Linked DNA regions of Homo sapiens: all the other regions are linked to region 3. A link is a loop called in an ENCODE intact Hi-C map of the cell type or tissue named here. Cell type or tissue: sigmoid colon. All regions are shown on one strand.

What was found. Peaks named below come from ENCODE experiments on the same cell type or tissue, not always from the same donor. Only the 100,000 strongest peaks of a DNase experiment are listed, where the experiment ranks them.
Region 1: a loop joins it to region 3, with 6 times the contacts of the local background. A loop is called at or near these places in 2 of 110 quality-filtered maps.
Region 2: it touches region 3 in a loop (12-fold over the local background); 2 of 110 quality-filtered maps call a loop at or near these places.
Region 4: it touches region 3 in a loop (6-fold over the local background); 4 of 110 quality-filtered maps call a loop at or near these places.

The regions. Positions count from the first base shown.
Region 1 is chr16:86,336,254-86,344,253 of GRCh38, reverse strand. It overlaps LINC00917 (long intergenic non-protein coding RNA 917), which reads left to right. Exons shown (of 7, transcript NR_024406.1): 2 at 5,422-5,504; 3 at 5,593-6,572; 4 at 6,662-6,893. Among named protein-coding and RNA genes, the nearest start is that of LINC00917, 5.4 kb to the left of the region's middle. RefSeq lists an enhancer at 5,981-6,912 and a silencer at 6,737-7,031. In sigmoid colon, CTCF peaks have their summits at 3,186 and 3,387 (motif pointing left); DNase peaks (open chromatin) are centred at 323, 723, 2,963 and 3,383; H3K4me3 peaks cover 905 bases; H3K27ac peaks cover 1,447 bases.
Region 2 is chr16:86,359,487-86,367,486 of GRCh38, reverse strand. No RefSeq gene overlaps it. Among named protein-coding and RNA genes, the nearest start is that of LINC00917, 18 kb to the right of the region's middle. RefSeq lists an enhancer at 6,900-7,400. In sigmoid colon, no CTCF peak of the experiment used is centred here; DNase peaks (open chromatin) are centred at 1,734, 2,636, 3,026 and 4,266; H3K4me3 peaks cover 544 bases; H3K27ac peaks cover 844 bases.
Region 3 is chr16:86,196,143-86,204,142 of GRCh38, reverse strand. LINC01082 (long intergenic non-protein coding RNA 1082) reads right to left here and starts at 7,962. Exons shown (of 2, transcript NR_103859.1): 1 at 7,731-7,962; 2 at 4,423-4,631. LOC124903743 (a long non-coding RNA gene) reads left to right here and starts at 4,627. Exons shown (of 2, transcript XR_007065164.1): 1 at 4,627-5,253; 2 at 6,964-8,000. RefSeq lists an enhancer at 1,777-2,277. In sigmoid colon, no CTCF peak of the experiment used is centred here; DNase peaks (open chromatin) are centred at 3,211, 4,122, 5,452 and 7,899; H3K4me3 peaks cover 4,753 bases; H3K27ac peaks cover 5,117 bases.
Region 4 is chr16:86,294,558-86,302,557 of GRCh38, reverse strand. No RefSeq gene overlaps it. Among named protein-coding and RNA genes, the nearest start is that of LINC02135, 12 kb to the right of the region's middle. RefSeq lists enhancers at 838-1,389, 3,594-4,167, 6,116-6,617 and a silencer at 1,241-1,535. In sigmoid colon, no CTCF peak of the experiment used is centred here; DNase peaks (open chromatin) are centred at 1,297, 1,667, 4,207, 7,897 and 3 weaker places; H3K4me3 peaks cover 2,083 bases; H3K27ac peaks cover 6,532 bases.

The sequences.
Region 1 (8,000 bases), 140 kb before region 3:
GAGAGAGACCTTAGGCTGCGCACCGAGTCCAGGCATCTATGTTTACTAAGGAACCAAGAGTCCCTCTCTTGAAAAAGAAAGAGAAGAGAATTTTTTTTTCTTTCCTGTGAAAGCCATTGCTGTGGCTAGGGCCATCAGAAGCGTACTCGCTTTATCTAAAGCCCCCAGAGGGCCTGCATAGCCCACTTTGCTTCTCCATGGCATAAGGGAACTCCTCAGGCACCCTGGGCTTTTCCTCTGGCCTGAAACAAACTCCTGCTGTCCATGCAGATCTGGACTGTCACCCAATCCCCTGTCTGCTGAGACCCCTAATAGGATATCTGGCAGTGAGAGACGGCATCTGATCTTATCAGCTTCTTCTCTGGCAAGCCTGGCTCCACCAAAATAACTTTTATCTGGAAATAAAATAATGCAATTAATGTCCTGACTGTCTGATACCCTCTCGAGTGATCTCAGCTCTGATGATTTCATGGGGGGCCCCCTGTCTGCTAATTGCCCAGAGCATTTATTAAGTCAAAGGCATTTGGTTGGAAAACAAAGCCAGTGAGTGAACAAGGATCTTATGCAATGAAATGAATACACAGCACAGGGTTTTTTTTTTTTTTTCGTTTTCTCTTTCTCTATTTGGATCTAAAATGGCTCCGTTCCCCGCACCCCACCCCTTCCCGGGGCAGGAAAAGTGCATGCCCCTCGCAAGCGTCGTGACTGCATTTACGTCACCTAGGAATTTTCTTTTTCTGGCTTACTCTCTGGCATCACCCGGCCGAGAGGCTCCAGGAAAATCGTAAACCCTGTTGAATGGCACCGCAGTAACGGCCAGTCCCATCGCAACATGCTGTGCTTTTTGTCTTGTAATGTCAAAATGAACTTGGCCGGGAACCTGAAGCCGCCAGCTGTGTGCCAGCTTGGCTTTCCGTGTTTCTGATGGGGGGTGGGCTCCAAAGTGGGGAGGACTGAGCAGGCCCCAGCAAGCTCGCTCCGGGACCTTGGGGGGCTCAAATCAGGCTGCCCGGCATGGGATTGTCTCGACGGCTCCGAGAGCCCATCCAGAACCTTCTTATACTCACGTAGGGCTGGTGCAGCGCACACAGGAAGCCCTGGATCCAGATGAACTCAGTCTGCCTGCCTCTGCCAGGAATAGCTGTGTGACCTTCAGGGAAGCAGTTTGTCTCTCTGGGCTTTAGTTTCCTTGTCTGTAAAATGAGGAGAGACTGGAATGGGTTAGGAGTTTTTAGCTCATCTCATCCTGGGACCTTATTTTCTAAGGAAACCTTCCCAAGATGTGTCCTTTGTAAAATAGAAAACAGTTGAGATCTTCTGCTTGAAGCAGACGGCTGGTACCTCAGTCCCAACTGCTAAGTGCTCCTGGCTTCTTTTCCAGGAAGATTCTGGGGGTCAGACCACCAAATGCTCTCTGAGGGGAATTTCAAGCTTGTGCTTCTGTGTTCTACGATTTGCCAAAACCAGCTTCATTCAATCAGTCAATCTGTATCTATTGATCCACCTATATCAAGCTTGTCCAACCCAAGGCTCTAGGGCCACATGTGGCCAAGGAGAGCTTTGAATGTGGCCCAACAGAAATTCCTAAACTTTCTTAAAACATTATGAAATTTTTTGTCATTTTCTTTTTTTAGCTCATCAGCTATGGTGAGTGTTAGTGTATTTTAGGTATGGCCCAAGACAATTCTTCTCCTTTCCATGTGGCCCAGCCAGAGAAGCCAAAAGAGGACACCCCTGATGTATATCTCCTACCTAGATATCAACTAGGCTTGCCCTTATTTATCGCCAAACTTCAACATGTCTGAGAGTCCCCCAGAGACTTGTTCAAACATGGACTTCCGGGCCCCACCTCTGCAGTTTCTGATTGATTGGGGTCTGGGCTGTGGATTTCTAGCAAACTCCCAGATGAGACCGATGCTGTGGTTCCAGCTCACCCCCTGGGGATCCCCAAATCCTCTTCCATATTTGCTCACAGAGAGGGTTTCTTCACCTTGATTTTAGATATTTGAGCAGAAACTAAAGTGTGAAGGACAAGAACGGTGCTCTCTATTTCCGACATGCACAGAGAGGAATAGTCAGAAGGGATTGTGTCCAGTTTTGAAGGCTCTGTGCTGCCCTTTGGGGCCCAAAAGCATTTGCGTCATGGGATACTTGCATTTACTAAACTAATCTTTTCTCTTACAATTAGGGCATAAAAGTCTGACTAGTTGTAGTTAATCTGATTAACACACCCTACAGCCCAGTTCCATCCCATCCTGGGTGAGCAGCTAGTGGAATTCTCACACATCCATAAGGGACATGTGCCTCCATGTCCCTCATGGTGTCGTTTATGATGGTGAGAGCTGAGGAGCTTACCACTGGGACAGTGGACAGTACAGCGTGGGGCGCCCCCCATGGAGTGAGGGGTGCCAGCTAGGGACAGTGCATATGGACCCAATACAGTGGGTGTGTCTTAATACCTTGCTGAGGGTTGGGGTGGGGTGGGGAGGGGAGAAAAATAGAACGAAATATCTAACACAAGACCATTTATGCAAATTGTTTCCACACTAAGAGCACCCTTTAGACCCGTTGGAACCGTTGCCCACAGGCAGAGAAGGAATGGGAGTAGGAAACCCTCAGGAGGGGGCTGGAGAAATAAAACGAGAGAGGGGTTCCGTCGGGCCAGGGACGAAAATGGTGCACCAGCAGCCGAGGGCTGCCGTTTGTTGGCCGTCTGCACCTGAGGTAAGAAACCAGCACAGAAAAAGTGGAAAAATTAAAATGTGCGTCTTGGGCATCCACAGACAGCACTAACGACTTCTTTCCCTCCAGCCTCTTTACCTTTGTTAACCTCACATTGCCTGTTCTCATCACAGCAGGACAACTAAGCCCTGGCTCCGTCCTGGCGCCCGCGCTCCCTGTGTGTCCACAGTGGCCGGGGAACTTGGGGGCATGGCCAGTGGAAAATTAGAGAAAAGAATGACTCATCTAGGTTCCTTTTTCCTTTGTTCTCATTCCCCTCATGATCAGGGATGACTGTGGCTAATTTCCTTTGTGCGGTTTTAGGGCAAAGTCGGTTTGTAGTGAACTCACGCACGGTTCACGGACCTGGCTACATCAGTTGCAATCAAGGCACTTGTTTAAAAAACCAACACAACCACTAAATTCCCAGGGTCCACTCCATACCAGATTCTCTGGGACGGGGGTTAAAGAATCTGCAGGTGTGTGTGTGTGTGTGTGTGTGTGTGTGTGTGTGTGTGTGTGTGTGAAGTTTCCTTAAGTTTTCCAGGTGTTGGGGATGAAACCCAAGTGGGAGCTGGGCTTGTGCCCCCAACCTGTGCACTCTGCAGGTGCTGAGATGGGGCTCCCCTGCGCCCCCTGGTGGTGAGGACGAGGGGCGCGCCGCTCTCCCGGATGGGAGAGCCCAGCCTGGGGGCAGGTAGGAGCCCCACAGAAACCAGGTCTGCCATGACACCAGCTGGATGGGGCGAAACCACCACTCCACTGCAAGAACATTCGAGACCTTGTTTTTTTTTTATGCCGCCGTGTATTTCACTGCCACAGGCATTATCTCCTTCAATCTCATTTGTCTTCCACTGGTGCCTTTCCAGAGTCCCGAGGAGTGATTTTTATGGTGGAATTTAAGCCCCGTGTCAGGATATTAGGGAGATGCTTTGCGGGAGACACTGTTTCTCCCTTTCCCTCACATCTGTTCAAGCCTATGCTCAGGCCAAGTTCCCTGATCCCACATCACTGCGCAGAGGCCTCCCTGGTGAGGCCTAAGAAACAGGACAGTGATTGTGCCGACATCTTGGCTAATGGGAAGGCACCAGTGCTCCATGGGAGAGAGGCTTCTAAACGTCTTGTCGCAGGGGCTAGATCACTACTACGTTGTTTGTTATGTCCAAAAATATGCAGAGACTCCACATGAGCCAGGGCAGTGCTGGGGGCAGGTATTCACCCATGGGTGAGCAGACATGGCCCTGCCCTCCGGAAGCTTAGAGTCTACTGGGGAAATGGTCAAATAACCACACAAACAGATCATTAGAATTGGAAGGTCTGATGAAGTTTAATCTGAGACCTGAAGGTGAGGAGCTGGCTACAGTGATAGCTGGGAAAAGAGCACCTGGGAGGGAATAGCATATTTGAAGGCCCTGTGGCAGGCCTTCAAGTGGAGTGTGGCTGCAGCAGAGGCTGGAGAGGGAGGTGGGGCCAGGCCAGCATGGCTCAGAGTCCACAAGGAGGACCGGAGATCTGCTCTGTGAGCCCCAGGGTCATTGGAGGGGACTCAGTGGGGAGTGGCGTAATCCCATTTGTACTATTCTTTTTCCTGATCTAATAAATGCACGTGGTTAAGAAAGATCAAATAATCCTCAACAGCCTTTCATGGAAAACACACTGTCGATGGGAATGTAAATTAGTGCAGCCGCTGTGGAAAGCAGTTTGGAGATTTCTCAGAGAACTCAGAACTTCCATGTGAACCAGCAATTCCATCACTGGGTATAGACAGGAATAGACACACATGCATGTGTGTGTTCATCGTGGCACTATTGACAATAACAAAGACGTGGAATCAACCTAAACGCCTATTGACAGTAGACTACAGAAAATGTGGTATACACGCACTGTGGAATACTATGCCACCATAACAAGAATGAGATCATGTCCTTTGCTGCAACACGGGTGCAGGTGGAGGCCATTAGCCTCAGCAAAGTAACACAGGAACGGAAAATTAAATACAGCATGTTCTCACGTATAAGCGGGAGTTAATGATGAGAACATATGGACCCACAGAGGGGAACAACAGACACTGGGCCTCCTCAAGGGTGGCGGGTAGGAGGAGGGTGAGGATGGACACACTGCCTAGCAGGTACTATGCTGATTACCTGGGTGAAGAAATAATCGCACACCAGCCCCCTGCGACATGCACTTCACCCACATAACAAACCTGCACATGCACCCTCTGAACCTAAAATAAAAGTTGGGAAGAAAATGAAAACACCGGCTTCCTGCTTTACTCCTCCCCATGCCCAGTGCCACTCTCCAGAGCAACTATTTTGGGTTTTTTTGTTTTTGTCTGTTGGTCCTCAACTGTGTATTTTCACTCTCCTCATTAAAGTAGAGAATATTTGTCATCATTAAATGAATGAATGAATGGACTCCCACCCAAAACCCACCTGGGCAAGCTCAGGAAGAATGTCTGGAGGCCTGGAAGACTGGGGGCAGCCAGCAGCCTCCCTGCTGAGCGGTTCCAAGCACTGCCCATTGGCATGTGGGAAAGGGCACCTGGTGTATAAGTAGGAGCGCTGCCACCTCTTGGGGGCTGAATGCCAGAGGGGCAGAGGGAGCTGTGGGTCCCATGAGGTCTGGTGTCTGAAGCCCATGCTGGGACAGGTGGGCTGTGCCAGGTGAGGTGGTTCAGGTCCTACCCTCTCTTTGCAGGGCTTGAGTCTGGGGGAGCCTGGCTGCCCAGAGGTGGCAGATGACATGAAGAAATAACCATGTAAGGGCTGGCTGTGTATGAGGTAAGGAGAAAGGAGATGGGGTTGGGGAGGAGGGGGACTCAGAGGAGGGAGGGAATGGAAGAGCAAACATCATGGCTTCCTCGTCTAGAGCAAGCATTGGGAAGGATGAATGCCAACTATGTTCCAGGAACTTCCACTGTTCTCACACACCCAGGTGAGTGGTGTTCAGGTGGGTGGCACCCAGGTGAGTGACATCCCAGTTGAGTGGCACCCAGGTGAGTAGCATCCAGGTGAGTGACACCTAGGTGAGTGACATTCAGGTTAGTGGCGTCTGTGTGAGTGGCATCATCCAGGTGAGTAGCTTCCAGGTGAGTGGCACCCAGGTGAGTGGCATTCGGGTGAGTGGCATTATCCAGGTGACACCTGGGTGAGTGGCATCCAGGTGAGTGATATCATCCAGGTAAGTGGCACCTAGGTGACATCCAGGTGAGTGACGACATCCAGGTGAGTGACATCATCCAGGTAAATGGCACCCAGGTGAGTAGCATTCAGGTGAGTGACACCCAGGCGAGTGGCATCCACGTGACTAGCATTGTCCAGGTGCATAACACCCAGGTGAGTGGCACCCAGTTGAGTGGTGCCCAAGTGAGTCACATCCAGGTAAGTGGGGTCCAGGTGGTGGCACCCAGGCGAGTGGTGCCCAGGTGAGTGACAGCCAGGTGAATGGTGTCCAGGTGAGTGGCATCACCCAGGTGAATGGTGTCCAGGTGAGTGGCATCCAGGTAAGTGGTGTCCAGGTGGTGGCACCCAGGTGAGTGGTGTCCAGGTGAGGGGCATCACCCAGGTGAATGGTGTCCAGGTGAGTGGCATCCAGGTGGGTGGTACCGTCGACGTGACAATAGCTAAAAATTATTGGGCTCATTGTGGACAGGCACTGTGCCGAGCTTGACATCACTGAACTCAGTTCATCCTCGCCAGGAGCTTGTGGGCCGTCCCTAGATCAGAATCCGAGGAGAAAGGACTTCCACACGGCAGCCAGCGAGCTGGAGGGCGGCCTCCTGCCACCACCAGGCTCCCTAACCCAGTCCTGGATATCTGTGAAAGAATGAGTGGATCCCCACAGGCCAGGTGGGCGGGGACGGAGGGCTATTGTTTCCTGGGACAAACGTGTGTGGGGAGCTGAGTGTTTCTCCTTTCTCAGCCCTGACTTCCCACAGCTATCCCCAAACACACTCGTTTACACTGAAGCACCAGGAGATCAGAACCTTCTGGAATCTTAATATGCGAGGACTCGGTGGAGAAGGCGGCACTGAAGAAGAGTCGTCCCTAGGCCAGGCTGGAGGGAAACTCAAGACGGCGGCCTGGCCCTCCTGGGTGGCGGAAGTGGGAGCAGCAGGAGCCCTGGCGGATCCGGGAGGCCAGAAGAGCGGAAGCTTCCTCCCCTCTCAGGTGCGTCTCAGCCTCTGCTGGCAGCGCTGTGCCCCACTCCCCGCCCCTGCATCTCCTAGCTCAGGAAATGAGCCCCCGGGTGTCACCCCCTGAATCTCCCAGCACGGCCTTAAGGCCCGCACAACCTTCAGTGTCTGGGGTCAGCCTGCAGCGGGTCAGGGGTTTGCTTCCTGCAGCCCAGGCTGAACCCCCTCTGCGTGGGGATGAGGAGGCTGAGCCCCCTCTGCGTGGGGATGAGGAGGCTGAGCCCTCTCTGCGTGGGGATGAGGAGGCTGAACCCTCTCTGCGTGGGGATGAGGAGGCTGAACCCTCTCTGCGTAGGGATCAAGGGGCTGAACCCTCTCTGCGTGGGACTGAGGAGGCTGAGCCCTCTCTGCGTGCGGATGAGGAGGCTGAGCCCTCTCTGCGTGGGGATGAGGAGGCTGAACCCCCTCTGCGTGGGGATGAGGAGGCTGAACCCCCTCTGCGTGGGGATGAGGAGGCTGAACCCCCTCTGCGTGGGGATGAGGAGGCTGAGCCCTCTCTGCGTGGGGATGAGGAGGCTGAGCCCTCTCTGCGTGGGGATGAGGAGGCTGAACCCCCTCTGCGTGGGGATGAGGAGGCTGAGCCCTCTCTGCGTGGGGATGAGGAGGCTGAGCCCCCTCTGCGTAGGGATCAAGGGGCTGAACCCTCTCTGCGTGGGACTGAGGAGGCTGAGCCCTCTCTGCGTGCGGATGAGGAGGTTGAACCCCCTCTGCGTGGGGATGAGGAGGCCGACCCCTCTCTGCGTGGGGATGAGGAGACCGAACCCTCTCTGCGTGGGGATGAAGGGGCTGAGCCCTCTCTGCGTGGGGATGAAGGGGCTGAGCACTCTTTGCGTGGGGATGAGGAGGCTGACTCCCCTGTTGCTGTTCCCTGTGGCTTGGGGGCCCAGGCTCCCCATGGAGGCCGAGGGCTTCCAGCCCAGCGGAGACTGGAATAGGTTCTGCTGTCCCCACAGGAGGAAGCAGACAGAAGATGAAAAGGGGTGGGAGACAGGCAGGGGAAGGGAAGGGAGAGAAAGAGGGAAAGCACAGAGCAGAAGGAGACCGGGAGGGAGGGACCCTGTGCTCAGATCCTACTCAAAGT
Region 2 (8,000 bases), 160 kb before region 3:
CTGCCGTACCAAGCAAATCTGAGAAGGCATTTTTTAAACATAGATTCATTATTCAGGAAAAGAGAGTTAATAAACAAAACACAAAGCCTGAACTCAACTGGAATCTAAAAGCCAAGTTGAACTTTCTTTTTCTAGCATGGGTTATGATGTTATCTCATTCATTTATTTCATTCCTGGATTAACGTGGTTTTACTCAGTCTTAATCTTTACTAGATTTTTCCACCTCAGGTGGGAAAAAGTGGATTTTGCATACCTTTTGAATTTTATAGGTAGAGAAAGAAATCATAAAGAAAAAGATTAACATATTGGACTATGTAAAATCCTTTTATGAATCCATCACAAAATTAGAAAGTAAACAACAAATTGGGGAAAATGTTACCAACATCCTTGAAAGATGGTCTAACTTTCTCATTGGCCTTTGGAAGGCTAAGAGACCTATTGTAATGAAGGGATAAGGCAAATCACTGTCCTTAAAATGCAGATGACCCTTGAAAATCAGGAAGATAAAGTCGATCACCCTAAGAGGTGAAGGGCAAAAAGTATTATCAAGCAATTTATAAAAGAAGAAATCCCACTGGCCAACTAACATAGAAAACTAATCATCTACAATAACAAGAAAACACACAGAGACACAGATGTTCTTTCTTTTTTGTCTGCCAAATTGGCTAAGTTTTTAAAAATTACAGTATTCAATAGGAAACGTTTGAGAAAAGTACTCTTATCATATATTGCTGGTAAAATTGTAAATTGTTACAATCTTTTTGGAGGGCAATTTGGCAAAGGGTATCAAATGCCTTAAAAAGTGCATGTCTTCAAAAATAATCATATTTGTAGGAATTGGTTCAAAGGAAATACTCAGAGGTTCTGCAAATATTTACAGATAGAGAGATAGATAGATTTATTACAACATTAAATGTGTGTGTGTGTGTGTGTGTGTGTGTGTCCTAAAAATGGCAATTACATAAATAACTAGTAAACAGTAATTGGGCAAATAAAGGATGGGCCATATCCGCAAGTAAATGCTTTGTATGGTGAGAAATTATGTTCTTAAAATATTTAGCTGGGCGTGGTGGCTCACGCCTGTAATCTCAGCCCTTTGGGAAGCCAAGGTGGGTGGATCACTTGAGGCCAGGAGTTTGAGACCAGCCTAGGCAACATAGCGAGACCCCTGCCTCTCCTCTAAAAGAAAGAAAAAAATATTTAAAGTTGTCAGAAGTGTTTGCAAAACATAATTATAGGACAAACAGTTTACGAGGAAGTACGTGTGTCATGATTTAAAAATTAAGCGTTTTATTTGGTGATCTAGAAAAACTATGACCATTTGAAGTAAATTCAAGTGTAAATAATAACAACCTTTGACTTTACAGACACGCTGAGGTTATTTGCGGAAGGCGGGACGGAGGCGACTGAACCATCACTGCCGCGTCTGATTTTTGTTTCAGTTTAAGTGCTTGACTGTGGTTTCCAAATTTCCTACAATGAACATGTGGGGTTTTTCAAAAAAACAAATATGTGAAATCTTTCTCTGTCTAGTTCCTTCGCCTTTACTTTTCTTGATGGTTTGTGAGCTAAGGTGGGCTTTCTACATGGACTTGGAATATTTGAGGAAAGATGGGGCAAGGAAATAAGAAATAATTGCTGCTCTGTGGCAGAATAAACTGTGAAGGCCCCCTCCTGGCCTGCTTCACCTCAACAGGCCGTGGACCCTGGCACCCAGCTGCCTACGGACAGAAAAGCCTCTTGGGAGGTCCAGGCTCTGCCGCACCCTCCCCACAGCAGCTGCTGCCACAGCTACGCCTCTGTTTATCTGCTTGATGTATGCGGTGTTGTGGAAATACATTGGAACGAAGGGCTCTGTGGATTTCAGTGGTTTGAGATGTTGTTGCTCTGGAACATGAACCCATCTTTGATCCACCAAGGAGCACGGGCTAGCTCTCTTAGACTTGATGTTGAAAGGTCGAGAATCTAGAACCCCAAATCAAGACATGGAAGAATTCAAGTTCAAGGCCGCATTTATTGAGTGGGTGCCGGCCCTGTTTTTTATGAATAGCAGCTTTTTAAATTTTCACAATAGTCCTAGGGAATAGGCACTCTGATTATGCCTACTTTACAGAGGAAGAAACTGAGGCCCAGGTAACATAAATGGTAGAACCAGGACTGGAACTGAAGGCTGACTTCAGAGTCCCTGCTCTTAACGGGTCTAAGACTCATGCGAATCTGTGGGACCCAGGGACTCTGAGGGCAAGAGTGGAGAGGCTGCCACTGGTACCCGGAGGTGTGGATGATGTCACCTGGGGGTGGGTGGGTGGCTGAACTTGGGATCACTGGGTCATGCCCTGGAATTATGAGTTGGAGTGCTTCCTGGAAAGAGATGGACACCTGTTTGGATATAGTGGAGAGAATGGCAGCCTCCAGAAAGATACCTCCATGTCCTAAACCTAGAACCCGTGAAGCTGACCTTATTTGGATAAAGAGTCTTTGCAGATGTAATGAAATTAAGAATCTCAAGATGAGATCATCCCAGGTTATCCAGGCAGCCACTAAACCCGAAGATCAGAGACACACAGAGAGAAGACCAGGAGAGCATGCCAGGAAGACAGAGCCCAGACTGGAGCGATGCACCACGTGCCAAGGGGCGCCAGCAGCCAACAGATGCTGGAAGAGGGAAAAGGCGTCCAGAGGGAGCACAGCTCTGCCCACACCCTGATTTGAGACTTCTGCTCTCCAGAACCGGGAGAGAATACATTTCTATCGTTTGGAGCTCCCTTGGTTTTTGGTGGTTACAGCAGCCACAGGAGACTCATACCTAATAACGAGACCCAATAAGGCCGTTCTTGTACTTATTTGTGTTTCTCTGAACAAGGTTGTTCCAGCTCTTGGTGTCGGGGGAGAAAGCCTATGTCAGATGATGCCAGGCGGGACACTTCACTGTGCAGGAATCCACAGGTCTGTGCCTCTCTGAGCCTTGGCAGGGAGCTAGAAATAGCTCAGGCGCAGCACCCTTTTTTGGTTAATGGACTGGGCTTGCAGTGCCTGCCACTTAAACAGCTACGCCAGGCGGGAGGCTGCAGGGAGCTCAGCTCCTTCCCTCCCTGCCCCTCCTTATCATGATGGATTGCCTCTCAGGAGTGAGATGGAAACTTAAAATGCTTCGCTCTGCACAGCTCCGGGCAATGCCTGGCTGCTTTTCCTCGCAAATTCAGGGTCATAAACTTTTAAAAATAGGCACAGGGCTGCCAGTCTCATTAAAAGAGACTCTGATTTATTGAGATGCATGGGCATCGTTTTCAGATAGTTCTGGAACTTTTTGGAAAGATCCTACTTATGATCATCGTGAGTTTGCCCTCAGTCCTCCTTCTCCTCCTTGGAAGTTAGTTTTCTTCCCTGCAGGAGCAAAAAAGAAGCCAGCAGCCTTGAGGACTTTCTGGATACCCTCAGAGGAAGCAAACATCTGGTGCTCTATAAATGCTTCCCTAATGGTTTGAGCTGAAGAAGTAAAAACCACTCTTCTGAATGGCTTAGAGGAGCCAGTTGGATTGATGAGCAAGCAGCCGTGTCCAGTTATGTTTTTACTGAGCGTGTCAGGATGAAAACCTTCTGCAAACGGGGATTTTCCCAAAAAAAAGGTGGTGGGTGGGGTGGGGTGGGGGTGGACATGTGGCACCCATAGAGCCCTGTTGTTAAAAGTATATTTAGCCAATTTTGTTTGGATAATGGTGGAAGATAAAATTTGCCAGGGACCCAGCTGACCTCTTTACAACTGAAATCAGATCCATTAATCTGAGTACAAAATACAGAGGGTTACAGCTTACTGATCACGTTGTTCTTTCTTTTATCCAGGCAACAAACAATGAAGGTAGGTATCACGTATAATCCCGCTAAAGAAAAATGCCTATTAAATGTTGAATACAACTCCCTTTTAGTACTTTTTTTCTGTTTTGTATATTGTGTGTACTTAAAATCTGTATTCTACATGGCTATTTGTAACCCTTCATCCCACTCAATATGCTGTGAACATTTTAACATGCATTAAGTATTTTATGGCCTCATTGTAAATGAATAGTTTTCCATCATAGAAAGGTATCCAAATTCATTTAACGAGTCCCTGTTGTGGCATATTTGCTATAATAATCTGATTAAGCACTGGGTTTTTGTTCTAGGGGTTGAGCAAGAGGTAGATTCTGTTTCCTATAAATTCTTTTTCTCTGAGTACACAGGCCACGTTGGATGCCAGTTTTCGTCTTCCTGCTGGGATTACATGTGGTAGACAGGGAATGTTTCCTCACCAGCGTGGTGAGTTAAAGGCTGTCATTTCAGACCCTTCCAGGCAGGGGCTGGAGCATGCTGATGACAGAGAGAGACATGGAATTCTTCCAACAGCCTGTGGGTCCCTAGGAAGCTGGAACATTCTTTGTCTGATTAGAGGAAGAATGGCATTTCTGAAAGTGGGTTTTGTGGGTGCATAAAAAGCCCAAAAAAGGGTCTGTTCTGGAAAGTTGGCCATCAGAACCTTCCCTTGATGTGATGGAGTATATCAAAGAATCACATTTGGGTGCCACTAACAGAACCCCCCGACCTCACCCCACCCCCACCAGTTGGTGGCTTGAACACAGTTGGTACGAGTTTTTTTTTTCTCAAGTGCTGAGAAATCCTAAGGCTGCAGTAAATAGCATTGGTTCAATACAACGCTGTCAGAGTCGAGATCTTTTCCATTTTCTCTAACTTTCTTTTATTGTTACCTCATGGTGTCAAGATGGTGGCGACATCTCCACCAGCCCATCCCTGCTCCAGGTGGAAAGACGGGAGTAAGTGAAGGTCAAATGAACAGATTCTGTTTGACTCTAGGGGCAATGATGCGTACAGCCAGTTGGCTCTAATGGCGTCACATGATTATACCTATTTGCAAGGGAGATTGGGAAATGTAGTTTTTTAGATGCCCATTAAAACTTGGCTCTGTTAATAAGAAATAAGGGAAGAATAAATGTTGTGTGGATAATCAATAATTTCAGCGATGTGAAGCAAGCTGAGAATTGTTTTGAAAATGGACAGGCTGGGTATGGTGGCTCACACCTGTAATCCCAGCAATCTGGGAGGCTAAGGCAGGAGGGCTGCTTGAGCCCAGGAGTTTGAGACCAGCCAGGGCAACATAGCAAGACCCCATCTCTACAAAAAGAATTAAAAAATTAGCTGGGCATGGTGGCACATGTCTGTAGTCCCAGCTACTTGGGAGACTGAGGTGGGAGAATCGCTTGAGCCCAGGAGGTTGAGGCTGCTGTGAGCTGAGATTGCGCCACTGCACTCCAGCCTGGGTGACAGAGCAAGACCCTGTCTCAAACAAAAAAAGAAAAGAGTCAGATATTTAAAGGGTAGACTACAGAAGCAAAGTAATTCACCAGTCTGAAAATAAATGTTTTATTCACAGCATTGCCTCTAAATACAAACCACTGTGTCATCCTCAGGGTGCTTTAGATGGCTTTCTATAGACTTCAACCACGTTAGGGGACAGTTGGTGACCAAAGAAAGAACATCTGATTACCACTGGCATTGCTTAGTTTAAACAGTCTAAAATCAGTTCTGTAGAGGCAGACCATGATATAAGGATCCACATGTGGGTGGCTTATCAAGGAAGAAAGACTTCCCAGAGAGATGAGTGAGGGAGCAGTGGAAGCAGGACAGAGAAGGACAAGCTGAGCAGTTGCCATTTCAGGCACGGTCCCAGCCGGAGCCTTTTTCGGCAGCATTGCTCATTGTTCTTAAGGCAGCTGGGGCTTTATTGGCCCTGCCCTCGTCAGTCACTGGCCAGGGCCACTCAGGAGGGTCTCAAGGTCCGAGGAGCCTCCTGTGCATCTACGAGTGAAGCAGCCCCTATAGCTCAAGAACAGGACTTCAAAGAGAGTCACAGGTGCAGGTCACCAGAAGCAAAGCACACAGAAGATGGGGGAAGTGGGGATGGATAAATAGAGGTAGCAACAGGGAGGACATTGTCTCAGAAATACTCTGGGTTATTTCCAATGACTTTTGCTGCAATGAACATCTTTGTATGCAAATCAATTTTCACATTTATGGTTTTTTCCCTAATAAATTCCTAGAAATAAAGTTCCTGGATCAAAATCTACAAATTACTCTCATGGCCTCTGGAAACATGTAAAACGTGCAACAATTTCTATTCTCCTCTCCGACATTGTGTATTAACATTGAAAAAAGTATTTGCCAAACTAATCAATGAAAAAAATACCGTTCTGTGTTTATTACGTGTGTGACTTGGATTACTGGTGAGAAGGGAAAGTTTTCTTCTATGCTGTCGATTTCCATGTTTTCCTTTATTGAATTGCCCATTTGAGGCGATGACTCAATTTTCTACGTGAGTTCATGATTTAGCTTATTAACAGCACTGCAGATGCTGATCAGAGTCCTTTTACCCTGCCTAAGGTCTGTCCTCCCACTGAGGGGTCCTGGTGACCGGGGCTCTGAGTGAGTGGGCTGCCTGCCCTGTTTGCAGACATTACACCCAGGGCCAGGAGAGACAGTGATCATCTGTCACCTGTGTTTCACCTGAGCTTCAGAAACCCTGCAGACCTGGGGTCCAGCCTGCAGTTAAAAGTGGGTCACTGGCCAGGTGTGGTGGCTCACACCTGTAATCCCAGCACTTTGGGAGGCTGAGGTGGGCAGATTACTTGAGGTCAGGGGTCGAAGACCAGCCTGGCAAACATGGTGAACCCTGTCTCTACTAAAAACACAAAAATCAGCCGGGCATGGTGGCGGGCACCTGTGACCCCAGCTACTCGGGAGGCTGAGGCAGGAGAATCAGTTGAACCCAGGAGGTGGAAGTTTCAGTGAGCCAATATCACACCACCTCACTCCAGCCTGGGTGACAGAGTGAGACTCTGTCTCAAAAATGAAAGAAAATTTTTAAAAATAAAAGCAGGTCACTGTTTTACTGGTTGCAAAACAAAAATCCCACGCGTGATCAAGAGGCTGCCCGTGTGCATGTGTGTGTGTGCACATGTACATGCGTGTGATTTTACATCAGACCGACCTGGTTTTCCATTCTACACAGCTATCACGTGCTAGCTGTGTGGTCCTGGAGAAGATCCTTCACTGCCCTGAGTCTCAGTTTCCTCAGCTGCGAAATGGGAGAAGCACAGTGCAATGCTGTGTGGATTCCACGAGCTGATGAAGACAAAGCTCTCGGCAGGCAGGAATCGTTTCAACCGTGTTAGCGGCCATGGCTACAAGCAGCCCTTAGTCCTGGAGGGGCCTGTGTCCCCAGAGTCCAGGTCTGTAGCTATAACTTGCCCTTCAAGGGGCTTCTAAAGTCTCTGTGTCTTCAGGAACCCACTGAGCATCCCTGACACAGGCTTTTTGTAGCCAAATAATAAATGGCATCTCAGAACAAAACAAAACAACATTAGGCCGGGCGCGGTGGCTCACACCTGTAATCCCAGCCCTTTGGGAGGCCGAGGCAGGTGGATTCTGCACCCCAGCAATTCCACTCCCCAGTGTGCACCCAACACGCATGCCTACATAAGTTCATCGAAAGTCACACACTAGAATGTTCAGAGCAGCTCTGCTTGCTCACAACCCCAGCATTCAAAATAAACCAAACGCCATTCACAGCAGAAGAGATAAATCACATGTTCATGCAAATGGATTGCATTAGCATTAAGAACAAATGGTCTATACCTGCATGCAATGGGAATGAGTCCCTTAAACATCAGGTTGCAGGAAAGAAGCCAGACACAAGAGACCCCATACTGTGTGAGTCCATTTATTTAAATTACAAAACAGGCAAAGCTGGTCGATGGTGTTAGAGGTAGGGTTGTGCTTTTTCTTCAAGGGTAGGTGATGGCGAGAAGGGGCTCAAAGGAAGATCCTTCCCTGCTCCGAGCCTCAGTTTCTTCATCTGTGAAGTGGGAGAAACGCCCTGTGTGGTCAGCGCTGCATGGATCAGGTGGGCTGATGTGCACATCTCCTAGGACGCTGGCCACGTTCTGTTTCTT
Region 3 (8,000 bases):
CCGTGGCCTCGGTCGAACGCTATCACTGCCCTGGGCCTCAGTGCTGACATCTGACAAATGGGTTTGTGGTGGTGACCGCCTCCTCCGGTTGGTGTGAGAAGGAGATGTTAATGAGCAAGGGCCCCACGTGCTGTTTGTTTTTTATTGTTATGACTTTGTGGAGGGTTCTGGGAGGCTCTGTACTGACCTTTTACAAGCATCGAGCATTATCTCAGGTAATCCCCATAACCACACTTCAGAGGCAGGATGAAGCCCACTTCACAGTTGACAAGAGAGGAGCACCTAGAGCTGAGGTTGAGCGGTGGGTCTCGGACCTGGAGGTTGCTGGCGGAAGGGAGGGGACTGAAGGACACGTCCTGGACAGGGGTTGCTATAGCCCAGTCCTGCCCACCCCTGGAGAGGCAGGACCCTGCCCTGGCCACACAGGCTGCAGGGATGCTGGCTTTGGGGCCGGGCTCTGTGCAAACCATCATCTCCCCCAAGGAAAAGCAGTCAGCCACCGGTGTCCTCTGGAGTGTCTGGGATTCAGAGACTCCCCAAAGCTTTGCAGAGCGAGGGGCCTGTGTGTCCTCCCGCCATCTTAGGGAGAAGCTGGAGCTGAAAGTTCACCTCATTCCCATCATCCAAAAGACAGAGGGCCTCCCTCGCCAGCTGGGGTCCTACTTCTTTTCTAAGCCTGCTCCAATTTTTGTTTTGTTGCCGTGTTTTTGTCTCAAGCCTCATGTGTTGTCCCAGCAAAAATTGGTTTGATATTTCCAGAAAGGTTTCTCCTCTTCCCTGAGAACAAACAGACCCTAGCTCCGCACAATTCAAACCCTCAGGGCTCAGGAACCAGAAAGAATAGAGGAGGAAATCGGTGTTGGAGGCCTGGGCGGGTGCACAGGGGAGAGAGGTGCAGCGGGTGCCACATCGCGGGGCCACCCCACAGCAGGCGCTGCTAATCCCAGCTATGGAAGAGGAAACTCAGACCTCAGAAAGGAAAAGTGACTCCCAGAGCAGCAGAACTGGCTGGGGCTGTGGCTCTGAGGACACCACTTAAGAAACTCTCTTAAATAATCATCACGTTTTCCAATTTAATAATAGTGCCCTTCTCTCTTCTCAGCACCACTGCCCTGCAGAGGTCAGGGGCCGAATCTGAGCTCTGGTACTTACTAGCTGTGTGCCTTGGGGCAAGTCTTCTGGGCCTCACTTACCCCATCTGTAAAATGGGCACAAAAAATACCTGCCCCATAGGGTGGTGGACACGGTGAAATAGATTAACCGATGTGAGGCTCCTGAAATGGTGCCTGACTCACTAGATCTTCTCTCTCTCTCTCTCTCTCTCTCCTCTCTCTCTCCAAATATATATGTGTGTTAGCTGTCATTGAAGAGGTTTGTGATTTACGGAAAAGTAAGTGGGCCAATGTAGCATTGTAAATACTTGTAACAAATAACTGGAATTCATCTTAATTCAACAAGGTTTGAATTTTTCCCAGAAGGCTTTTAAGTTTTCTCTTTTGTTTTGTCTTGCTGTGTTTACTAAGAAAGAGAGCCCCACGCTGATGAGAAGGAGCGTTCCCGAGGTTGCTTTTGGGCCAGTCCTGTGCATGCTCTTGGTTTGGACAGCAAGGCCCTGGGGCTAGGGTAGGGCCCAGCACAAGATAACCAGGGGCCGCGTCACTTTCCTTCAGACCCGACCCACAAACAAGGGGACAGAACAGAGGCGGGCATCCTGGAAAACTCTCCCACGCTGAGAGCGTTTCTGCTTCACGAAGAACCAGTCCCCAGCGCCCCTACTCAGCTCACGCCACATCCCGGGTGTCGAGTAGTCCGCAGTGGTGCTCTACTCGCAGGCTGCTGTGACCCTTGGACCAGGGTGAGCCCCCACCCTGGCAGGGCACCCTTAGGGAGCAGGAATTAAAGAAACAAAACCTCAGAAGTCTCCAGTTCATTAAATGGAAGCGTATTTCCTAAGTTTGAATCTAGATGTTTAGGCTTAGAGCTGTTCTCAAGCCCTGGCTGCACACAGGATTACCTGGGAGCTGGTAAAAATCAATCAATCAATAAAGCAGCCGCATGCCCGCAGGTTCTTCTAAATCCCTGGGGGGCATCTGTGCTGTAAAACTCTCCAGGGAATGAGAACCGCTGGGCCTGGGAGGGGAGCCTTGGGCTAGGAACAGCAGGAGACGAAGGTCTCTGCAGCAGAAGTGAGCGCCAGCGACAGGAGAGTGGGGCAGATCCCTGCCACCTCCCCCAGCCACCCACCCAGCCTCTCCTCACCCGGGTACTTTCCAGAGAGCACCGCCTGCCTCCTTCTCCCCTGACCCCGCCTCACTCAGCTCTGCCTGGCTGTTAACAGCACCAGGGCTTCTCCGCTCTCCCCAGGTATCTAGCCCCAAAGCTTTTTCAACTCTACTGCTTTCTTATCTGCCTGCCTGGAACCCCATCTTCACCTCCTTCATCTCCCTCTTTCTGGTTTCCCTTCCTGGTGTCCCCGGCCTGCAACATACTGAGTCCTGCAGCTATGACCTTCCTCTGGCTCTCAGCTTCTCTCTTTTGATGCTCAAGAGGTGTAAGATTGTCACAGCCACAGCAGGGAAGAAAAACAGGCTTCTCTGTGCTCTTATTGATGAACTGAGGAGGCCCTTCTCAAGCCTGGCCTCCAGCTCTGGCCTCCAGGCCCTGGGAGGGGCATTAAACACACGGCCCACCCACCCTGGCTTCAGACTCTCACAGCTTCTGTCGTCACACACTTGCCACTACACCTTCCCCTCTGGCCTCATAAGGACCTTCAAAGTAAATCACGGAAGGAATCCTTAGCCTGTTTTCTTTGGATGTGGATATGGAAATTCAGCTAGAAGTTGGGGGACCCAGAACTTAGCCTGGGGACTGGTGATTCTCTCCAGAGCCCTCGGAGCCAGAGCGGCCAGGTGCCAGGTGTGGCTGCTCAACCCCTAGGTTTTCAGTGTCCTTCTTCGGGGCCACTGTCCCTCCAGGCAGTATGCACAGTGGTTAGGAGCCTCACTAAGAAGAGGGGCTGTGACACCTCTGGAGGTTAATGGACGTGACATGCAGAATGCACCTGGAACACACCTGGCCCTAGAGAGTGCTCCACAGTGGCCTCTGCTCCCTAGCCACCATTCTCTGTGGCGCTTTAAAATCCGCCTGCAGGGTGATCTCATGTGCTGCCCTCACCGCTGGCCGGTAGGACTTACAGGAAGGAATCAGGCCGAACCTCTGGAGTGGGTATGCACTGAAAAATAAGCTGCTCATCTATCTGTGTTGTGGGGAGGGGAGGCAATTTCCTGGGCGGGCGGGCCCTGGGAGAGGTTCAGTGTTAGGAGTGAATCTGGGCTAGAGACCTGGGGAGAGGGGAGAAGCCCTGGTGCTGTGTGAATCTTCTGTGTGATTTGGAGACGAGACATGACTGGCAGTTTCAGGCAGATCAGTCAGAGGAGGGCTGCTGGGCTGTGTGCCTTGTTGGGTTTGCATGTTCTGAAGTTATTTGACAATGAAAACAATAAAGAAGTGAATAAAAATATCCACTTATGTTTTTGAAGCACTTTTATTCTAAGACCACTTCCAGGGATGAAGGAGGAAAGACGTAGTCATCTGCTTGCCCCAGCTCACAGCCGGACGCTGCGGCTTTTGGGTAAGATCTTAAGCAGTTTTCTTAAGGTCTGGCTTTGAGCTTCTGCCCAGCTCCATTCCTCTGTGTCAGAAGAGTTTAATGAGTAAGAGGGTGGTCGCTGAGAGACGCAAAGAGTCTCAGGAGAAAACGTGGCCCAGAAATAAAGGCACGCCCGTGGTCACACAGAAAATGGGAACAAATGCGCAGTCTCCCACCTCCCGAACCTCCAAAGAGACCATAAACCCCAGCTCAGAACTGGCTTGCGAGCCACTGCCGCATTGCAGGGGGGAAGGCAAATATCTCCTCAGCTAACGAATGCGGGGAAGGGGAGGGATTTTATATTCCAAATGATTTTTTTTTTTCTTGTGAACACAGACATCTGGTGTCCTATAAATAAAATTCAAAATGTAAATACCGTAAAGCCCATTAGAGAGTGGTTTTAGGTTTGGTGGGAGCGCGGGTCAGCTGCTAACCCGCTGCACCGTGGTGGGAAAACATCACCCCACACGTGGGTGTTCTCGGCTCCAGCAAGCCGCCTGCGTCACTGCACCAGCCGGGCTGCACTTCGTCTTACGGATAAACATTAAAACACGGGTCAATTGTCTTATATTTATTATGTTGCATGAACAGTTTTAAATAGCTACCTAAAAACCTTTCTGCTTTCATTTTATACATTGGGGAAGAAATACCTTGTGAAGGGAGAATACCACACTTCTTGCAAAGGACCCAAATTCCTGTGCCCACCAATTACGCCCCGGGACATGCGCTCGGCCAGATTTTAATATCAGGTTTAAAATGCTCTTCAAAAGACATTTTCTGTTTGAGACATATTAAACAAGCTTTATTTAATAATGCTCAATTTGACTTTTCCAATTTAAATATGGGCTCTGATCAGCAACCATTTGATCCCGGCTTCATTTCAGGCTGAAGAATAATTTCTTCTGGTTGTTTTTCTTCGGTGCTGGGTTGATCCTGGGGCCGAGTGGCTGCTCTCGAGTTCCCTACATTTCTCGAGTCTGTGCTGTGAGTGGAAAGAAACAGAGCCATAAAAAGCCTCTCCCAAAGCTGCTGCATAACGTTTACATTGTGCGTCCTCACATCTGTCTGGCTGAAGACAAAAGATATCATTTAAAAGACTCCTCCTAACTGGATAATTATACGGAGACATTTTATTTTTTAAAGTAGAGCATCTGAATGCAAAGAAATTCCCAAGGAGGTGTTCTTTTTCTAGATCTATTCTGCTATCTACCCTCTGCTTTTCCCCTATTTGGGGATTTTTATAAGAATTGTATACACCAAATGGGTGGTCATCCATTAGCAGTCAAGGATTTTGAGACAGCAGCAAGAAGAGGGAGAGTTATTTTAACATTTGAGTTCAATGTGTTTTACAAGAGGGAATGCCACTGTAGATTCCACTAACCTTAGGAACATTTCAGATAGATCTTTTGGTTCCCGTCATTACTGTTCTGATTTTACTAGCATGGTATTTAAAAAGCAAACCCTGAATTTTGGTTTTATCTTCTCCTGCCACCTTCAGAAAATAGCCACCATGAAGCCGGTGGCCCTGGTCCCCCTCTCGAGGTATCATAAAGCCATTCATAACGGCATAAACGCCTGACAACACTCCCTGATGCCAGCCCGGGGTAAGTCGGACAGTGATGAGGGTGGGAGAAACGCTGTCGGTTATCTGAGCACCCTCTCTACCGGGACCGTGATCCCAGCCCGGGAGGAGGGGTCTTTTGCTGTGAAAGGAGCATTTATTAGCGCAGGGCCAGTGCCTGGTTTATGGACCCCAGCTGGGTGGGAGGATGCCACCCCACCCCGCCTGCAGCCTGCGTCCTGGCCTGAAGTGTTTACTGTCAGGGTGATTTACACCATCCAGGTGTTCATTTGGGAAGCATCTCGGCTCTGAGCTGACGCGGCGATTGCAGTGGGTTTGCAGACTGCAGCGTTTTTCTATTCATCAGGGTCCAGGGGCCAAAAAAGACAGTTTTTGTAAATGCTGGCCCAAAGCAGGCTCCTGTCCTGTGATTCCACAAAGGAAGGCTGAGTGACCATGTTAGCCAAGCTCCCCGGTGCCCTGTCCGTGTTGGAGAAATGGGCACTTAGTGCAGTTGCCCTGCTCTCTCATGGATCCTCTCATCAGATCAGTTCCTCCCGGCAGTCTCTGCCCTCCGAGCTTTGGTGGCCGTGTGGATGCTAAGCCGGGCTTTCCTTCTGCTCCTTTAGCACCCCGGGGCTTTCAAAAGGGTCTTGCTAAGCAGTTTCTTTTCTTAATGGAATTTGGGGTTCACAGACGAGCCTGGAGTGTTGGCGATTGCTCCATTTCTCCCCAGCCCCACAGATCAGCCTCTGCCGGGTGCTTCCATGTTAAGGGAGACATTTTTCAGGAGCCGCTTTCTCGAGATAACCACTCTATTATTTTTGCTCACATTTCAACGCAGGTGATGGTGTTATTGTTTTGTCACTGGGTTTCCACGGGGAGTCCCTGACACCTATGCCTGGCATAATTTGAATGCCGAATTAAAACATGCCCCTATACACTAAAAATGGCCTTTTTGTTTGATTAAAAAAACAAAACAAAAACATATATTTTAAAATTTGTTTTATCATATCCATCTCACCTCCATTTAAAGGAGTTTGGACATTTATTAACATATCCATTTTTACACTTGTACTAATCTTTTCTCCAGCCGCTTCTGGTACTCTGATGAAAAAGCAAGAAAATGTATCTTGTGCCTCATAGAACTCTCTCTCTACACACACACACACACACACACACACACACGAGGGTGAGGGGAGGATTCTTATAGTGAAGTAAAAGATGATTCTTTGTCTATGTTTAATTTTCGCAAATAACTTTTTAATGATCCTGAAAGTAACTTTTTTACTGATCCTGAAAATACTGATGCTGAAATTTTAAGAGCTCCTTTCAACTTAGCTGGTTTTCTCTCCCTGACGAAATTCTTCAAGAATAGTTCTTTTGCACCCTTGCAAGATCGGTAAACATAAAGCGTTTGGTCAAGCAGAGGTGGGTTAAAAAGGGGGAACCATTTGATCCAGTTTTAGGAAATAATATTATTCCTTCTGCTTTGAACTCTATGTTTAAAATAGTCTTTTACGCCAATGATTTGAATACTAACAAATTCACTTAAAAAGCATCCACAATTCCCGTTTGTTGTGCTCTTTTCTCCCTGGACTATGAATATGTAAACCTCCCCAACAGGGTAAAAATGCATTGATTTGCCACACTAAACAGGGAAACGTTTGCACCAGTGACAACTGTTTAAAATTACTGGTCCTGGGATGAGGAAAAAAATGGCAGAAATAAAACAAAATTTTTTATTTCCAAGCATCAAGTTGAAGCCCTTTCAAGCGATCATCGGCTCCCTGGGAAATGCCTTTTCTCTGTTACCTGGCACAGCCGAACATCAAGAAGAAACGTGGAAAACATCACACTGACCCCCCAGAAAAATGAAAGAAAAGTACGGAAGAGACCAATTCCCACCCTTGCTATAGACGGAATAAGTATGTGCGTTTGTGAACCTTAAGTGTTCATCTAAATATGTTGCTTCAACGGAGATCCGCTTGTGGATACAGACACACGAAAATACACGAGACCACGCTCTATTTTAAGGAATTGCTGAAGAGTGTTGAACACTCAAACCCACCGCACAGCACCCTCGCAGCTAAGAGCACAATTGAATGAAACCAGCGGATTCATTTATTTTAACCTCCACTGGAGCTGTCCCAAAAAAGCAGGTGGCTATTGAAAGTGTTTTTCTGTTTTTGTCTTTTTTTTTTAATTCTAAATAACAAGAGGGATAAAAATTAATGTCGTTCTATGGGGTCTGAACATGAAAAGGTACGAGAGAGTGAGCCAGGGCCTGTGAAATGGCTAAACGGATTAGTAGCCTTACTTTTCAACATATAAACATCTGAAACCCGTTTCCTGTTTAAGAAAAAAAAAGTCTAGGTGGATGACCTCGGGCACTTTTTTTTTATTAACAAATGTGAATTGTACATCATGGTGGGAAAAAAAAAAAATGGTCCGCTCTTGGTGGTCTTTCTACAGTCTGTATATGGGAGACAGAGAAAAAAATACAAAAATAAACGTTACCTTCTCACTTGCAGGGTGGGCAATGCCATTTCTGCAGCCGTCCAGGGCTCTGGCAAATGTTAAGGCTGTCACTGTAGACAGAATCCCCATGGTCTGTCTGTGTGCCTCGATAGAGTCCGAAGAAAAACATTCCTCGCATTCCTGACGGTTGGTCCTATCTCCGGGCCTTGGACTCGGCCCTGCAGGCTCGTGTCACCCCGTCAAACGGCCTAGGCCACGGCTAATCTAAACCGCTGCCCTCCCCAGCCAGCCCTGCGGCAGGGTGAAAAC
Region 4 (8,000 bases), 98 kb before region 3:
TGTTCAGCAAAGGGCTTCCCGTCGTTCCTGGCCCAGCATGGTTATTCCATATGTACTGGCTTTTATAGGTTAATAAATTAGAGCTGGGAACACAGTGGACCATCTCAGGCAGCGATGAGCTCCCGTGGATGGGAGTGTTCAAACAGACCAGAGGCAAGGCCAGGTCTTTGGAGAGAAACAGTTGAGATGATCCAAGTATGTGGATGGTGGGTGGATGGAGGTTTGGGAGTGGGGTTGGATCTGTTGACCATTAAAGCTCTTGCAGCATGAGGATCTAATTTTAAGTAGCTGGGCTAGTTCACAGGTGCATAAATGCCTGATAAATATGTGCAATGTAATTTTTTAAAGACCAAAGAGCAACAATGAGATGCTACTTTCTACTGCTGGAAGTAGCTAAGTGAAAGAATTGGGCACTTGGTATGATGCAGGGCTGAGAACTGGGACCCAGTGTAGATTGTTTGTGTGAGGAAAATTGGCACTTCCTTGCTTGTAGTTTGCTCAGATGGTCACTGTACGTGTGAATGCCCCATGCTCCAGTTACCCCAACTCTAGGCGTCGATCCCAAGGAAATATTTACACAAATGTGCAAAACATGTTCATTGTGGTGGTGTTTATAACATATCATAGCAAAAAAAAAGAAAAAAAAAAGAAAAAGTCTAAATGCCACACCTGGAGAATGCTATACAACTATTTATAGATGATGTAAATCTGTATTTATTGACATGGAGACACATCCGTGCCATATTGTGGCATCAAAAAGAAAAGCAGGTCAACAGCAGCATGGGAAATCTGATTCCATTTTTGAAACATACGCATGAATCTCTCTGGATATAATTTGCATAGACAGAGGTTTAATGAAACGTTACCAGCATATTATTTTGGAGTGATGAGGTTTTGGGTGACCATTCCTTTTTTCTTTACGCTCTGATGATTTTTTGGAAAATTTTCATAAGAACTTGTTATGAGATTTTTAAAAGACTGTATGCCTCTTAATTTTGAAAAAATAAAATAACTAGCTGAGCCCTGCAGAAACTCTCCAGTTAACACGTCAAGGCCTGATCCACCTAATAAGATGACATTCCAGGACAGAGAACTTTCAATTACATCAGAAGACAGTTGACAGATGGCAGAGCCCGCCAGCCTATCTCGGCTGATAGGATGATAACCCCTTGAGCCTGGCTGGCTTCGGACCACAGGGCTGGCTGCAGACCCCACAATCGCAGCTACTTGCAGAAGTAAACAGGAAGCAGAGCCAGTGCTGAGAGCTGGCGGAGGACGTGCCCTCCTGGGCTCAGAGCAGGAGACTGGCCTCTTGCTCCACATGGACTGAAATTCCCAGGAAACAGGCTGCAGGCATGGACGCTGGACGTTGTGGGAGCGTGAGTGGTGAGCTGGGCCCCTAAGCCCCCATTGAGGGGGAGGGACAGGCAGCTGGAGGGGAGCACAGACAGAGACCGAGCGACTGGCAGAGACGGAGGGAAGGAGGAGGTTGGACCCACCATTGCAGGGTCCTTTTTCAGGAAGTAATCATCAGAATTAAAACTACGGAGTTACTTTCCTCACGGCCTCACTCAGGGCCACCGCTGAGCTGATCAATTGACAAACACAGACCTACCTTCCTTTGGAGGAAGCCACAACTCCCCCGCCGGGATTTGTCAGCGTTTGTGACTTTGTCAAGTCATCCCATCTGGCTGCACTCAGCCTGGACGTCGGGGAAACAAAATCCTATTTGCTGTACTTAGCACATGGGGTTTTAAAGGAGATGAACATGGATGTAAAATCACTTAAAAATATAAAATGTTGCCCCAATACCTATTACATTTATATTAATATATACATATATATTTTGTATACATATGTATACAATAATATACATATATATTACTTTAAGTAAATTAAATTCCAGATTACTTCGAGTTAAAAAAAAAAAACTCTTAAGAAATGTTCTAGCCAAAAAGGTACTCTGTAAAAAACTCACAGAAAGTACCCTATTCATAAGGTTTATTTCAGTCTTCATTCTTTTGTTGTTGCATTCATAAATTCACGATTATTTGTGGAGCTCCTCCTAAGTTCCCCCGCTGTGTCCTAGCACAGAGGATGTTGCCGTACACAAAAGATCAAATCCCTGCCTGCACAGGGTCACATTCCACAAGGAACAACGGCCATGAACGATACATTCGTAGATGTGGTCCCACAGAGCCCGCGGCAGCCAATGATTAGGTCGGTGCAAAAGTAATTGAGGTTTTGCAATCACTTTTCATTTAAATATTTCGTGAATGATCAATTCTGAGCAAGTGACGATTACAGGTCATCACTATCCCAGGAGAGAAGGAGGAATAAAGGCTTGAGAATACATGACATTGAAAACCAAAATCCTGAAGTGATGCTGTAATGTTGAGTTTCTGAGTCCACGCAACACTGTCACGGACTCACAGATGGACACCCAATCATCTGCGGTGCCCAGGGCATGGGTGCGAGGTGTCCCACGCAGAAGAGAACAGCCCAGCCCAAGCCACACGCAGCATATTTTCTAAGCTGGTATTTGTCCACATGAACAGCTCCAGAAGCTATTTTGTGGCAAAAGATACAAAAACTTCTGCAAATTCCAAAAACACCTTAAAACAAGATTTATTAGAACGGATTTTTTAAATTATCAGGAGTTTTTACACACTATTGTTTGTGCAATAAATATTTTTAAATGAGTTTAAATCGAGGGCTTAGAAAATAAACATTCTCCCTAAAATGATGACAAGAATAGCTGATGTTAAAGCCACGAAAACATCAACATATTACAAAAATATCTTAAAATAAGATGGAAGTTTTTAGTTTTCTTTTTCTTTTTATTGTTTTCATGTCTGCTGGGCTATTTTGTGTGCAATAAATATTTTTAAATAATTTTAAATCAAACACTCCAGAATAGCAGCTCTCCCTGTAATGGCAATAATGACCAACTAGCTATGAGCCAGTTGGCCAGTAAATGCAAGACAAACCTTGCATTTATGAATGAGTTTGATCTTCACAGCCATTATTATCCCAGTACTGCAGATGAGGAAGCCAACCAAGACACACAGAGAGGTTAAGTAATCCACCCCAAGTCACACAGCTGACAAAGGGCAGAGCTGGGATTTGAACCCAGGCCACTGAGCTCTGTCTTCTGCGTGTTCAACTCTGTTGCCACATGGCCTTCAACTGGAGATGAGAATGAAGAAGATGACAGGCACCAGTCCATAAAGCCTGCTCTGGGGCAGAGTCCATGCGGGGATATCTGCACCCTCATCTCTAATGGGCCCCCACTGTATAGGGCCAAGTCCTATTCTGGTCCCATTTTTCTAGTGAGGGACCGTCAAGCAACCTACCCAAATCACAGACCTAGTATATGGTGAGGCCAGGAGTCACACCCAGGTCTGTGTGATGCTCTGGTGAGGTCTGTCCATGACTGTTCATTGTGTCCTTTCAACAAAACATAGAAAAACAAACTAGCGTCTCAGTGTTAAGTAATTGTGACTCTGTGTGTCTTGGTTGAGTCATAAGAGAGGATAAATTTATGGAGAGAAAAAAAATTCCCTTAAAAAATGCAACTTAACTTTGCTCCCAGGAAGAGCCAGTTTCTTAGCTCTTCCTTGGAAGTATTGTGGTGTGCTACAAATGATCGGACATCATCACGCCCACAGAAATGCCGGCTCCAGGGAGCCAGTACAGCCCAGTCTGCACAACTCCCGGAAGAGAATTAATCCAGGAATGTTCCCTGAGTGCCTGCTAACGATGCTACCCTGTGAAAATACGCCTTGAACCCAGCAGAGCCTGGGTAAATATTTGTTGGTTTGCTCAAGTTTGCATCCAGGAAGAGCCACCTCGGAGGCTCCCTGCTGCAGAAAGCCACCATCCTGTCCTCCCCGTACCAGTCTGATGTCAGGCTCAACACGCAGCCAGTGAAACCGGGTTCTGAGGAGCCAGGCACCCCTCCTTTCTCCCTCTTTCTGCAATGTGCCAATGGCCTCTGGATTGCATTAAGCTGCATAAATAACAGGGCTGTTGTCAGATATCCCCTGGTGAGGAAAGGGCAGATGGGGAAGCCAGTGGGTCACGACCTTCATGTTTCTCAGCGGGGGTCAAAACGCCTTCCACGCTGGGCGAGGGGAGAGGAGGTCTGTGTTATGCTTGCACTGGGCCCTGACAGGCGAATATAATTCCTGCGCGGCTGCAGGGAACGCTGGGATTTGTTTTACAGCCTGGCGTGGCTCACTCTGTTCAACTAACATCTGGTGGGAAATGGAAAAGTCCCATGCTGGACCTTCCGGGCTGGGATGACTGGTGGATTTTGGCAGCAGCCTATCCTTGGAATGGGGCTTCGTTTCTTCTCTGTGCCTTGGTTTCTCCGGCAGTGAAAGAGGGGTGTGGGTGGTCCCCGAGTCCTACTGACGGGAGGGATCCGTGCACTGGAGCCCGCACAGCTCAAGGGGCTTGCCAGGCAGTAAGTGCTCGATTGTTCAGTGGATGATAACGGTCCCCGCCCCTTGATACCAAAGACAGAGGGGCTCTACTTTCTGAAGCCGCTCAGCTCAGGGGCCTGGCTTTGGGAGGGCGTGGAGCACAGGCACCCGCAAGACTGGATGTAAAATGCAACGTTCGGAGCTTATATTTCAGACTTCCCGTCGTAACCCCAATCTGCTTCTGCAGACAGAGGAGACAAACTCTGACCCTCACTTTGAAGTCGTTGCTTTCCCTGTCCTTGCTGGTCACGTCTAGCAGTTTTTGAGTGCCTCTGCAATATATTTTAGTGATTTAAGAAAAAAGGAGGGGTGAGCCACAGGAGAAGGAAGGGAGGGAAAAGGGAAAGGGAAAACAGAAAGCAGACTGACAGCGTGCCCGCGACGTGCCGGGCACATGCTTCCCTTCTTTTAATTCAATCTTTGTAAGCCCCCTGTGTGCAGGGCGACTGGGCCCTTTTTACGGGTGACTGCATTGAGGTTCAGGGAGATAGGTAACTTGTCTTGTCTCACCCTCATGTGGGATCGAGCCAGGATTCTAACCCCGGAAGTCTAGTGATGCGAGTCACTAGAATTAAAACAATAGTCATCACCCGGCATGTCAGCGGATTCCCTGTTTCTCTAGCTGCAGCCTCTCTCCAGGACATCGCTGTGGGTTTGTTCTCCTCTTGGTGACTCTGGGAGGCCTTGCCAAAGAGGAAAATGATGCTAGGGTCCCTACTCCAAGGAAAGGCTTTCTTCCACTTGGAATCATCCACTAGTAATATCATGCTATCCCAAGGAACAGGACAAAGGGGTCCTGACTTTCCTCCCTGCCCAAGACAGCAGAGCTTCTCTCCCGTTGGCGTGTCCTCACCCACAGATTAAATGTGGAGATTCTCACACAGTCATGGTAACTGCAGCTGGCATTTCCCCGGGTCTCGCCGTGGGCCACATGCTGGGCATGCTTGATCTCACTCAACCCTCCAAGCACCTCTAGGAGTTAGGTGTATTTATCGTGCCTATTTTGCAAACAAGGAAACTGAGGCTGGTGGTTCAGGCAGAGGCCTCAGAGGCAAGAAAGGCTGGGGCTTGAAGGCTGACTCAGAGTGACAGACACACGGATTCTCACGTAATGCTATCTCTCCAGGAGTTTCTGAGATCTGAATTCAAATGGGGCCCCCAAAGAGGGCTGCCCTGACTGCTGGCCCTGAAGTCCCACTGTCTGTCCCACGATCCTGCTTCATTGTCCTTGGTGTTCTCCTCCCACTCTGGGAATCCAGGGATTTTTTTCAGACTTCGTTCCTCCCCCCAGATTAGGAGACTCCCCAGGGTTCTGCCCTCAGTGCCTGGGTTGTACCTTTCCATAGTAGGTGCTCAATACAAATGAACCAGGTGGAAGGAGACGAGTGAGCAGAGGGCAGTGTCCGAGTCCACACCCGACTCCCCCAGGGAGGAGTTCTCCCTGGAGCCCCAGGACTAGAAATCCCCCATTGTGTAGGAAGGTGCCTGGGACTGCATCCGCGTGCTGTGGTCTGCAGAGCTGCAACCTTGAGGAGGCTTCAAAGCACCTCTGCCAATAGATCAGCCTTCCTCAGCCGTGACAGCCCCCAGTGCTCACCTCCTCCAAACAAACCCATGTAATGAAGACAGATGGCCCTGGTCAGCCACTGACCGTGCTGGGAGTGTCACATTCCTCACAGATGGCGCAGTGGGCGGCCAGGGGCCATAGAGCCCATCCTGGAACGTTGTTCGGGGTGTCCCCCGGGTGGGAATTTCCTCACCCAGCCCATGTTCCCCCATCACCCTGATAAGCAGAGTGAGTCTGGGGAGATGCGCTTCCTTCCTCCAGCCAACAGCACACCAGCCCCACCTTGGCCAGCAGGCAGGGGCTTTATTTGGCTCCCTTCTCGTTAGGCAGGTGTTGGAACCTGGGAGCCCTCTCAGAGACATGGACTACTTGGGGGTGGGAATTGGATTAGGGGAGTGTTTAAGAAGAGGAGTAGAACAGTGAGAAGCAACCAGTTCTTAAGTCTCTTTCCTCGGCCGCCTGCCCATCTGTGCCAACAGAGGTGGGCATTGTATTGGGGGGGTGTCTTCTAACATGCTGGGCAGGATACAACCGTTAGCACACCTCCGTCAGATACCTTCCCCCTTGGTGACTCTTTCAGGGCACGCGGCAGACAGGACATAAACTCCCAGCCTCCTAGGAGGGGTGCGGATTTTGAGAGAAGGACAATGGGAAAAGGTCTAAGGGAGTCACTGTCCGGGTGGGAGTCCAGGCTGTCTTTGCACAGAATAGTGGCAGCCTATAAACAGCTGTGGCTGGCATCTGTGGGCTGGCATTTGTGGCCAGCATTTTGTGTCTGGCATCTGTGGCCAGCATCTGTGGGCTGGCATTTGTGGCCAGCATTTTGTGACTGGCATCTTTGGCCAGCATTTCTGACTGGCATTGGTGGCCAGCATCTGTGGGCCAGTATCCATGCCCAGCATTTGTGGCTGGCATCCATGGCCAGCATCTGTGGGCTGGCATTTGTGGCCAGCATTTTGTAACTGGCATCCATGGCCAGCATCTGTGGCCAGCATCTGTGGGCCAGTATCCATGTCCAGCATTTGTGGCTGGCATCTCTGGCCAGCATCTGTGGGCTGGCATTTGTGGCCAGCATTTTGTGACTGGCATCCGTGGCCAGCATCTGTGGCCAGCATCTGTGGGCCAGTATCCATGCCCAGCATTTGTGGCTGGCACCAGTGGTCTACCTTAGTCCATCTGCCAGGTTGCCTGTTGCTCTCCCTGCTCCAGAGTTGCTGAAGCTGAGGCATAGAGCAGTGGAGGGGCCTGCCCCGGGTGACCAGGTGGTGCAGAGCCAAGGCATGTGAGCTGGGGCCCTGCCCCCCAGGCCTTGGGAGGGGTGCAGACCGCTTGTTTGAGGTGAAATCATGACAAGGCTGGAGTCCACACAGGGAGTGAAGGGCACGGGAGGCAGCCGTCCATACCCCTGCACAGCAGCCACTGTGATCACCCCAGCCCCACAGATGGGGAGACAGAGGTCCTAAAGGGTGAAGGGACATGCCCCTGGTACCCACAGAGCACGTGACTGGGAGGCCCCTGGCCCTTTGCTTCTTCGAGGGGATCTGGCTCAGTGTGGGGGCTCTGGCAAGGCCAGCATGGGCCTGTAACTTGTGAGTGTTGAGAAGACACCTCTCCAACTGTCCCATGGCAAAGAAGAGCTGCGCTGGCATGGGAAGGGCATCCTGTGTGTGACTCCAAGCATGTGCGTGTGCGTAGGCAGGGCGGGCAGGCACACGCCTGTGTGGTCCGAGGGGGCTTTGCGTGTGTGGTCCTCCACCAGCCCAGCACTGATCATCTGTCCAAATGCTGCTAACTGCCTGCCCGATGACCAGCATGTTTACTTTAGTCCTGTCTGCACGGACTGAACTCGGAGCCCTGTCTCCTTCCAGCTGGGCCTCCTCACGGGGAGAGGGAGAGACAGAAGGGGAGAGGAGGGAGAGGGAAAGACAGGAGGGAGGAGGGAG